Regions from separate parts of the Homo sapiens genome. Here region 2 is linked to region 1. A link is a loop called in an ENCODE intact Hi-C map of the cell type or tissue named here. Cell type or tissue: dorsolateral prefrontal cortex. All regions are shown on one strand. Each heading gives the region's core, and the rest is flanking DNA. Links, peaks and the distances in the headings are about the cores only. Region 1 overlaps CTNS (cystinosin, lysosomal cystine transporter). Region 2 holds the start of ASPA (aspartoacylase).

The links. A loop is a pair of places that touch in the nucleus more often than their neighbours do. Peaks named below come from ENCODE experiments on the same cell type or tissue, not always from the same donor. Only the 100,000 strongest peaks of a DNase experiment are listed, where the experiment ranks them.
Region 2: it touches region 1 in a loop (4-fold over the local background); 5 of 110 quality-filtered maps call a loop at or near these places.

Annotation. Positions count from the first base shown.
Region 1 is chr17:3,645,896-3,650,285 of GRCh38, forward strand. CTNS (cystinosin, lysosomal cystine transporter) reads left to right here. Exons shown (of 12, transcript NM_004937.3): 4 at 1,549-1,627; 5 at 2,952-3,036. LOC105371493 (a long non-coding RNA gene) reads right to left here. Exons shown (of 6, transcript XR_007065579.1): 4 at 4,269-4,366. Among named protein-coding and RNA genes, the nearest start is that of CTNS, 11 kb to the left of the region's middle. In dorsolateral prefrontal cortex, for the core only: a CTCF peak has its summit at 2,095 (motif pointing left); a DNase peak (open chromatin) is centred at 2,086; H3K27ac peaks cover 732 bases.
Region 2 is chr17:3,473,909-3,478,298 of GRCh38, forward strand. ASPA (aspartoacylase) reads left to right here and starts at 2,089. Exons shown (of 6, transcript NM_000049.4): 1 at 2,089-2,487. The coding sequence starts at 2,252. It also overlaps a transcript of SPATA22 not described here. In dorsolateral prefrontal cortex, for the core only: a CTCF peak has its summit at 2,357; no DNase peak of the experiment used is centred there; H3K4me3 peaks cover 2,982 bases; H3K27ac peaks cover 4,000 bases.

The DNA.
Region 1 (4,390 bases), core at 70-4,069:
AGCGTCTAAAATTTCAGATCTCAATTCATCTGCCTTTGAGGGGTCTGAGTGACAGGGTCTGGGTGGGGGGAACTGGGCCTGGGGGGTCTGAGTGACGGGGTCTGGGTCGGGGAACCGGGCATGCTGGCAGCCTCTGCCGTTGCAAAGACGCTCCTCATCACAGTCATGCACCTGCTTCCCCGCCCGGCCTAGAGTCATGACCATAACCCCAGGCTGTGTGTAACCCTGAAGGCAATCAGGCAGGGGAAGTGAGATGGCAGGTGTGGCATGAGCCTTCCAGTACCCCTGGGAGCAGAGGCTGGGACGGGGCTGCACAAAGAATACAGGAAGCACACAAAGAGAGGCTTACTCAGTCCGGTGCTCTGGGCTAGTTGGCCTTGCAAGAGGGTTTTCTTTCTTTTTTTTTTTTTTTTGAGATGGAGTCTCGCTCTGTTGCCCAGGCTGGAATGCAGTAGCGATCTCAGCTCACTGCAACCTCTGCCTTCCAGGTTCAAGCAGTTCTCTGCCTCAGCCTCCAAAGTAGCCGGGACTACAGGTGCATGCCACCAAACCCAGCTAATTTTTTGTATTTTTAGTAGAGACAGGGTTTCACCATGTTGGCCAGGACGGTCTTGATCCTCTGACCTCGTGATCCACCTGCCTCGGCCTCCCAAAAGGCTGGGATTACAGGCATGAGCCACCACGCCTGCCCAGTTTTCTTTCTTTTTTTAAGAAAATATTCTGTAGAAACAGAGTCTTTCTGTGTTGCCCAGGCTGATCTCCAGCTCCTGGGCTCAAGCAGTCCTCCCGCCTTGGCCTCCCAAAGCGCCAGGTTTCTAAGCGTGAGCCACCACGCCCAGCCCCACGATGGTTTTCTAAGACCCTAAGACCCAGATCTGCTTCTTCCCTCATCTGGGGGCCTGTTTGTCAACTTGATTCTGAGTTAACAGCTTAATGCCAAGAAGAAATCTCAGAGTGAAACAACTATTCACCCTTCCTCCTCCAGTACCCCGCAGATAGTCAGCCCCAGGAAGGGGACCAGTGCCAGGGTGAGCTGGGTTGGGAAGGGACCCCAAAGGGCTCCTTAGAAACTCATTAGCTGGGCCCATGTGTCTCTCTGAGAGTGCAGGAAAGGGGCTGGCCCAGTTCTTCAGGACCATTTTGACTTCATGAACAGAGGAGACCCCTGTGCTTTCATCTGAAGAGGTGGTTCACGGCTGCCTTTTACGCTCCCAGGTCACGCTGGAATTCCCCTGTAATGATTTTTGGGCTCCATGGTTCTCTAACAATCTCTGGTTAACTCAGCCGCAGACTCTCAGAGCCTGTCATCGCAGCGGGAGGAGGACGCTCCGGCGTTTCCTGCTCAGGCCTGTTTTCCTCCATCTCTGTCTCTGGCAGCAGGTGGGGAAGGAAGCTAACCAGGGCCTGTGTTTGCAGTCCCATCACAGAATAGGGCTCGTCAGAGAGTCAGAGCTCAGGAGTTCAGATGTCAGGGGTTTCGGCCCAGTTTTCTGTCACAGGCCTGAACTCTGACCCAGTGCCTCATGTCATTGATTTGGGTCCTTCCAGAGTCAAGCGTCAGCCTCACTGTTCCTCCTGTCGTAAAGCTGGAGAACGGCAGCTCGACCAACGTCAGCCTCACCCTGCGGTAAGTTCCTGGGCCTGGCGCTGTGCTCAGCTCCGCTCAGGCCCCGCAGCTGGGTCAGGGCTGACCCCTGGCTCAGTCTGTTCAGATTTCAGATGCGCTATTCTTGCCTCTTACCTGTAAGACAAGCCCTAGAAAAAGGGATGGTGCTAGCCCCGGGCTGCAGGATGGGATCGCAAAGGCTGACCCCCACCCTGAGTCCTCACTTTCCCTGGCAGGAGAAGGAAGGGGTGCTTCTCCCAGAGACGTGCGTCTTTTCCCCGCATGGGAAGAGTCCTGTGTGACCGGTGTTGAGGCCAGATTTCAAAGCGATTCTTTCTAAGACTAAGTATTTGAAGAGAGCCCTGAAGGTCAAGGGGCAGGGAGCTGAGCTGCTGGTTGGCACTTCTGAGGTTGCTTTCAGAAGCAGGAGTGGCCACGTCGGGTGAATGCCGCTCATGCTGGGCCTTGTCTGGGAGTCTCACTTGCTGCCACCTGCTGGCTTAGGCACAAACGTCGCGACCTAGTCCAGTCTGTGCCAGGGAGGCTGCCTCTGCCTTCTCTGCTCTTAGCTGCTTTGTCCTTCCCTTGCCTCCCAGCCGTGAGGATTCCCTGATGAAGAAGACCTAGAACCCTCTCCTTCTCTCTTTATGCCTTTCCCCCTTCCTCGCCTCTCCTGCGAGATCTGGCCTGAAAGCAAAGCTTTGGTTCCGAGGCCCCTAGCAGGCCTGCCATTCCGCTCCCAGCTCCTTCTGTCTCTGCACACCCTCCCCCTGCAAATCTTACAAGTCATCTCTTACCACAACTGTCCAGGCCCCTGGAGTGGCCTCCCACTGCCTTTCAGATTAACTCCAGGCCTCTAAACCCAGGGCCAGGGCCCAGAAGACGGCTTCCAGCCAGCACATCTGCCTTCTCCCGTCAGATGCCTCTCCCAGCTTTCCAAGTCCGGACTGCTCCCTCCTCATTCCCTGCCTGAGCCCTCTCCTCCTTCAGTCAAATGCTGGCCCTCACACAAGGCCCCACTCAGACCCGACTCTCTGGGAAGCCTTTCCCACCGGAGCAGGGAGCCACGGTCCTGGGCCTCCAGATGCCTCATTTGTCATTCACACCCACCTTGCTTTCTTCTCTGTTCTCACCCTACCCTGAAGGGACAGACACCTGGTCTCCTGATTAAGACAGGAAGGCCTACGGGAGCACGATTTCCACCTGGCTACCCATCAGGGTGGAGCACCTAGCATTTCCTAAGCCTAACTGCTTGAGAGTTGAAGGCCAGATGTGAAATCCAGAGGGTTGGTTGAGATCTCACTGTCCAGCTTCTCAGCAGTAATTAGACTCTTGTCCTCCACAGGCCACCATTAAATGCAACCCTGGTGATCACTTTTGAAATCACATTTCGTTCCAAAAATATTACTATCCTTGAGCTCCCCGATGAAGTAAGTAACCAATCTTAACGGATGGGTAGGGAAATGCTAGGTAACAGAACACATTTGAATTAAGAGCTGGTGGAAACAGGTCTCCTAGGCGGCCCCTGTTCCATCAACCTAGAAATCTGTGATTTTGGCTTTGTTGGTGTCTTTTGGGGATGAGTATCACATGCCATTAGATGGAATTAAGAAGGTGATAGTGAGGAACCTGAGGCAAAAATGGTTCTGGGAATGTAAACGTTCTTACCGGGAGTGGTGGCTCACGCCTGTAATCCCAGCACTCTGGGAGGCCAAGGTGAGCGGGTCACCTGAGGTAGGAAGTTCGAGACCAGCCTGATCAACATGGTGAAACCCCATCTCTACTAAAGTAAATACAAAAATTAGCCAGTCGTGGTGGCATGCACCTGTAATCCAAGCCACTTGGGAGGCTGAGGCAGGAGGATCACTTGAACCCAGGAGGCGGAGGTTGGGGTGAGCCTAGATGGCCCCACTACACTCCAGCCTGGGTGACAGAGTGAGACTCCTTCTCAAAAAAAAAAAAAAAAAAAGTTCTTACAATTTTCAAGGCCTGGCTGCTCAAAGGGCATTCAAGGACCAGAGAATTGGGCTTCCTTAGGAACACAGCATCTCAGGCCCCATCCCAAACCTACTGATTCAAAGTCAGCACACTAGCAAGATCCCCAAATGGTTTGAGTCCACATTAAGGTTTGTGAAGCCTCATTCTGAGACACCACTGGTTGGGTGTCGTTTCCAAAAACCAGTGCCAGAGGCCGTGTGATCTAATAGCGATCATTACCCATAGCTTTATGCATGTATCTATTTGTGTGTACCCTGCTCCCACCTTACTGAGCATTTGAGCCAGTTGCTATTCAATTAGATAAAAAGCATCCACAGAGGAGGTGGCAAATAAGGGTTTAAATAACAAGATGAACGCAAGTCACTCAGGGCGCATAACTTCTGGAGAGCTATTGTACAACCTGGCGATATAGTTAACAATCATGTATTACTGCATGCCTAAAAACTGCTAAGAGATAGATCCTAAATGTTCCCACCACAGCTGGGTGCAGTGGCTTGCACCTATAGTCCTAGCTACTCACGTTCGTAACAACAACAAAAAAAAGATAAGTATCTGAGATGATGGATATTAATTAGCTTGATTTAGTCATTTCACAATGTATGCATACATCAAAGCATCACGTTATATACTGCAAATATATACACTTTTTATTTGTCAATGATACCTTAATAAAGCTGGTGGAAGCAGGAGGAGAAGAATGCAGGGATGAGATCAGTAGCCATGAGGCACATCAAGATGGGCTGCAAATCAGCTCTGAGCCCCCTAGGAAGCAAACAGGAGTGAAAC
Region 2 (4,390 bases), core at 301-4,300, 170 kb before region 1:
TATTCAACTTAATAATGAGATAGTGACAATTCGAAAGGGTTTCACTTCGTATACTATCAGTTCGCTGAGAACTAATAAAAAAGTGTGGTTTTTTGGGTCATCCCAAAAATCAAGTACACTTTGGGAAACAGGGAGTTAAAAATCTTTCGGAAGTTAACTTGGTATAAGAGTATGAAAAGCCTCTGTTGCTCTACTTCTGAGGAAATGCTCTCCTTTTTCCTAATAAAGCTTTCCACAGAAGACAAACTCTGTACACAAAAAACAAGGTAAGTATGGGAAATAATTGCTGCAATTCATTAACTCTCAAAAAAGTTATTCATTTTGACATGTAAGAGAAACTTTATTTATGAATGTGAAATGTGCTTCAAAGTGCTGATCTGTTAAAATTCCATAAAACAAGCTTCAAAATGCAAGTCATTTGTGCCAGCTACGAGTAAATAACTGAAGCAGCATTTCCAGAGAGACTAGGGCAAAGGACAGAACAAACTACAAATCAGCAGAAAAGAAACCAAGCATAGTAGAGTGTTAATAATTCACCATGGTTACTGCTCTTAAAACCAAAGCAACTAAACAACTGTCATCTGTTTACTTTTACGTGTGTTTTCATCATCTCTACACCGTCTGAAGTGTTCAGTGTACATGGATGTGGACAGACAGTCAAAGCCTACAGGAGCTTTTTTTTTCTATTAGAACAGTCATTTTAATGCATAGATTTGATGTGGTTATTTTGCTTTCTCTATCTCTGCATTATAAGCTCTTAAAGGAAGAACATTCAGTGGGTTTATTAAATATTAGGAAGCATTCATATTTTATTTTTCCACCATGTATTTGGTTTGTATGCATGTTTGTTTCCTGAGCACACTGTAATGGCTGTTTATGTGAATTCTGAAAGAGCAAAACTAGAACTGTGAAGAAGACCAAAAATAACAGAGAGGCACCCTATTGTCCTGTGAAAAACACTAGACTTGGGATGAGAAACATGGGTCTCAGGCCTAGGTTCTCCTACATCCCTGCAGAACCTTAACTGAGTTACTTAACCTCTCTTTCGTTTACCCCTGCAGTGGGGATGTCAACACCTAACCCACCCTATCGTATAAAATTAATGTATGAATAAACTGAGTGAAAGGACATTATAAATTAAACTCTGCAATTGTAATAAATTACTCTTATTGTACCCTCTATCAAACAACCTGGCGTTACTAGTACATGGTATTCCCAGTACTTGAACATATGTGACTTTCTGGGTGACTGAGCATGAAATCAAATCAGATTTGGCTCAGAGTCATTTCTCCAAAGGGATGTAATCATCTTAGTATTCTGGAAAATTTCCCCTAATAAGACCCCTTTTTGAGTAACACAGTCCAGTGGAGAGTCCCCGCTGACAGTGAATAAGGCTGTGTCTATGTAAGTTCACATGATGTGGTTAGCACATGCAGTGTGTCCCAAGACATTTTCAGGCATCACAAAAACTTGAAAAGTACTAACAGTTGTCTTTCCTTTGGTATTTAGGCAAAAAATGAGGAAGATTCATAAGTAAGTTAACACAGAATTACCAAAAACCTCATGAGAAAGAAATGAAGGGATGTTTCAGGGTAGCTTTTCGAGTCCCAAGTGATCATTGATTTGGCCCTTCTGTTTCTGATTGTGAAAAAGCATTCTGAAAGAATGGGCGCCGGTTCAAGAGGAGGTCTCTGAGGGTCAGCCTTTGGCTGTTTATAGAGGTGAGATTCAAATGCCCTCAGATCATGAAAAGTGCTTGAACTCATTTCAGAGAAGAAATGTTTTGAAATGCCCGTGGAAATACTGAGTGGGCCACTTTTTTATTTTGTGAAATTAGAAACGTATAAACTATTTTTATTATTACAGATAATTGTGAAAGCCTCACTGGATGACATCCTAGCTGAGGAAAAGAATGGAATTTTTGTATTAGTATGAAATGCTAATTTATTACTGTATTTAGATCTACTGACCATCTGAGGGAGTTAGAAGTTAAAGTAAACAGCTGTATCTCTAGTTGATCTTTGCATATTTTAATCCAAATATGGCAAAGGGCAGGGCTAAAGAAGGGAGTGTCCATAAACGGGGCTCAGAACTTGTAACAGAAAATTAAAATATACTCCACTCAAGGGAATTCTGTACTTTGCCCTTTGGGTAAAGTCTCATTTACATTTCTAAACCTTTCTTAAGAAAATCGAATTTCCTTTGATCTCTCTTCTGAATTGCAGAAATCAGATAAAAACTACTTGGTGAAATGACTTCTTGTCACATTGCTGAAGAACATATACAAAAGGTTGCTATCTTTGGAGGAACCCATGGGAATGAGCTAACCGGAGTATTTCTGGTTAAGCATTGGCTAGAGAATGGCGCTGAGATTCAGAGAACAGGGCTGGAGGTAAAACCATTTATTACTAACCCCAGAGCAGTGAAGAAGTGTACCAGATATATTGACTGTGACCTGAATCGCATTTTTGACCTTGAAAATCTTGGGTAAGACTATGCTTTGTATTGTATATGTATGTATGTTGTGTGAAAAGTGGTAGGTGTGTGAAAGAGAACACATATATGTATATGCAGATGATAATTCATGTCCGTACATGCAGTCGTATGTTGAATAAGATCACTTTCACTTTTAATTATACTGCATTGTGAATTGCACAATTATCTAAACTGGGCATTCACATGCTCTTTTATAAACCTTCTTAAGCACCAGATTATTAAGTTTTCTTTTCAAATGTATACAGACTGAGACAATAAATAGAAAAGGGTTTTGTTTTAAAATCATACCTTTAAAGAAACAGATTTAATACTCCTTTGCATTGAGTTAGTGTTTGGCCACTATGCTTGCATATAAAATTGTTAGCTTTTTAGGAAATTCACTACGTTTTCAAGCAACTATGCTTACGGTAATGCATAAAGTTCTAGTTCAAAAAATGTAATGTTTCAAGTAATATTTGTTGAATGAAAGCGTGATTAAATATCTTTTGTCAGAAGACATCAGACACTTTGGGAGGCCGAGGCAGGCGGATCACGAGGTCAGGAGATCGAGACCATCCTGGCTAATGCAGTGAAACCCCATCTCTACTAAAAATACAAAAAATTAGCCGGGCGTAGTGGCGGGTGCCTGTAGTCCCAGCTACTTGGGAGGCTGAGGCAGGAGAATGGCGTGAACCCGGGAGGCGGAGCTTGCAGTGAGCCAAGATTGTGCCACTGCACTCCAGCCTGGGAGACAGAGCAAGACTCCGTCTCAAAAAAATAAATAAATAAATAAAAATAAAGACATCAGACCTCCCTGTGATCCGAAGTAGCAGACGTACTTAACTTCCATGGTGGATTGTTGTAGATGGGATACCAGAGATGAGAACTAAAGACACCATCTGAATTTTCAGAGCTTATATTTTGCTGATTTGTAATATATTGCATACAACGTAAGCAGTCATAACATGCTAGGTTAGGTCCTTATTAATTATTTTTGCCTTCGTTTACATCATAATAGCTACCACTGTGGATATAATATGACTCCACATATTTGCTTTTTACCACTTCTTTCTTTCTTTCTCTTTTTGAGATGGAGTTTCGCTCTTGTTGCCCAGTCTGGAGTGCAATGGTGCAATCTCAGCTCACTGCAGCCTCCACCTCCGGGTTAAAGTGATTCTCCTGCCTCAACCTCCCGAGTAGCTGGGATTACAGGCACTTGCCACCATGTCCGGGTAATTTTTTGTATTTTTAGTAGAGACGGGGTTTCTCCATGTTGGCCAGGCTGGTCTCAAACTCCTGGCCTCAGGTGATCTGCCTGCCTCAGCCTCCCAAAGTGCTGGGATTATAGGCATGAGCCACCGCGCTGGGCCGCTTTTTTTCTTTTACTAAAAAATATTCTGAAACATCTGTTTTTCTCAGGAAACTGTGCCAGGTACTGGGGGAGTACACAGCTCTATACAACTTGGTTTCTACCCCTCAAGGAGTTGGTAGACTACTAGCTAAGATATAAGATACATGGCCGGGCACAGTGGCTCACACCTGTAATCCCAACACTTTGGGAGGCTGAGGCAGGCAGATCATGAGGTCAGGAGATCAAGACCATCCTGGCTAACACGGTAAAACCCCGTCTCTACTAAAAAAAATACAAAAAATTAGCCGGGCATGGTGGCGGGCACCTGTAGTCCCAGCTATTCGGGAGACTGAGGCAGGAGAATGGCGTGAACCTGGGAGGCGGAGCTTGCAGTGAGCAGAGATGGTGCCACTGCACTCCAGCCTGGGTGACAGAGCGAGACTCCGTCTCAAAAAAAAAAATATATATATATATAAGATATGCACAGGCACAACTAGCCACTGTTCTATGTGCTTGTTTTCTGATCAACTCTAATTTGAGTTAGATCACTCCTTAGGTTTAGTC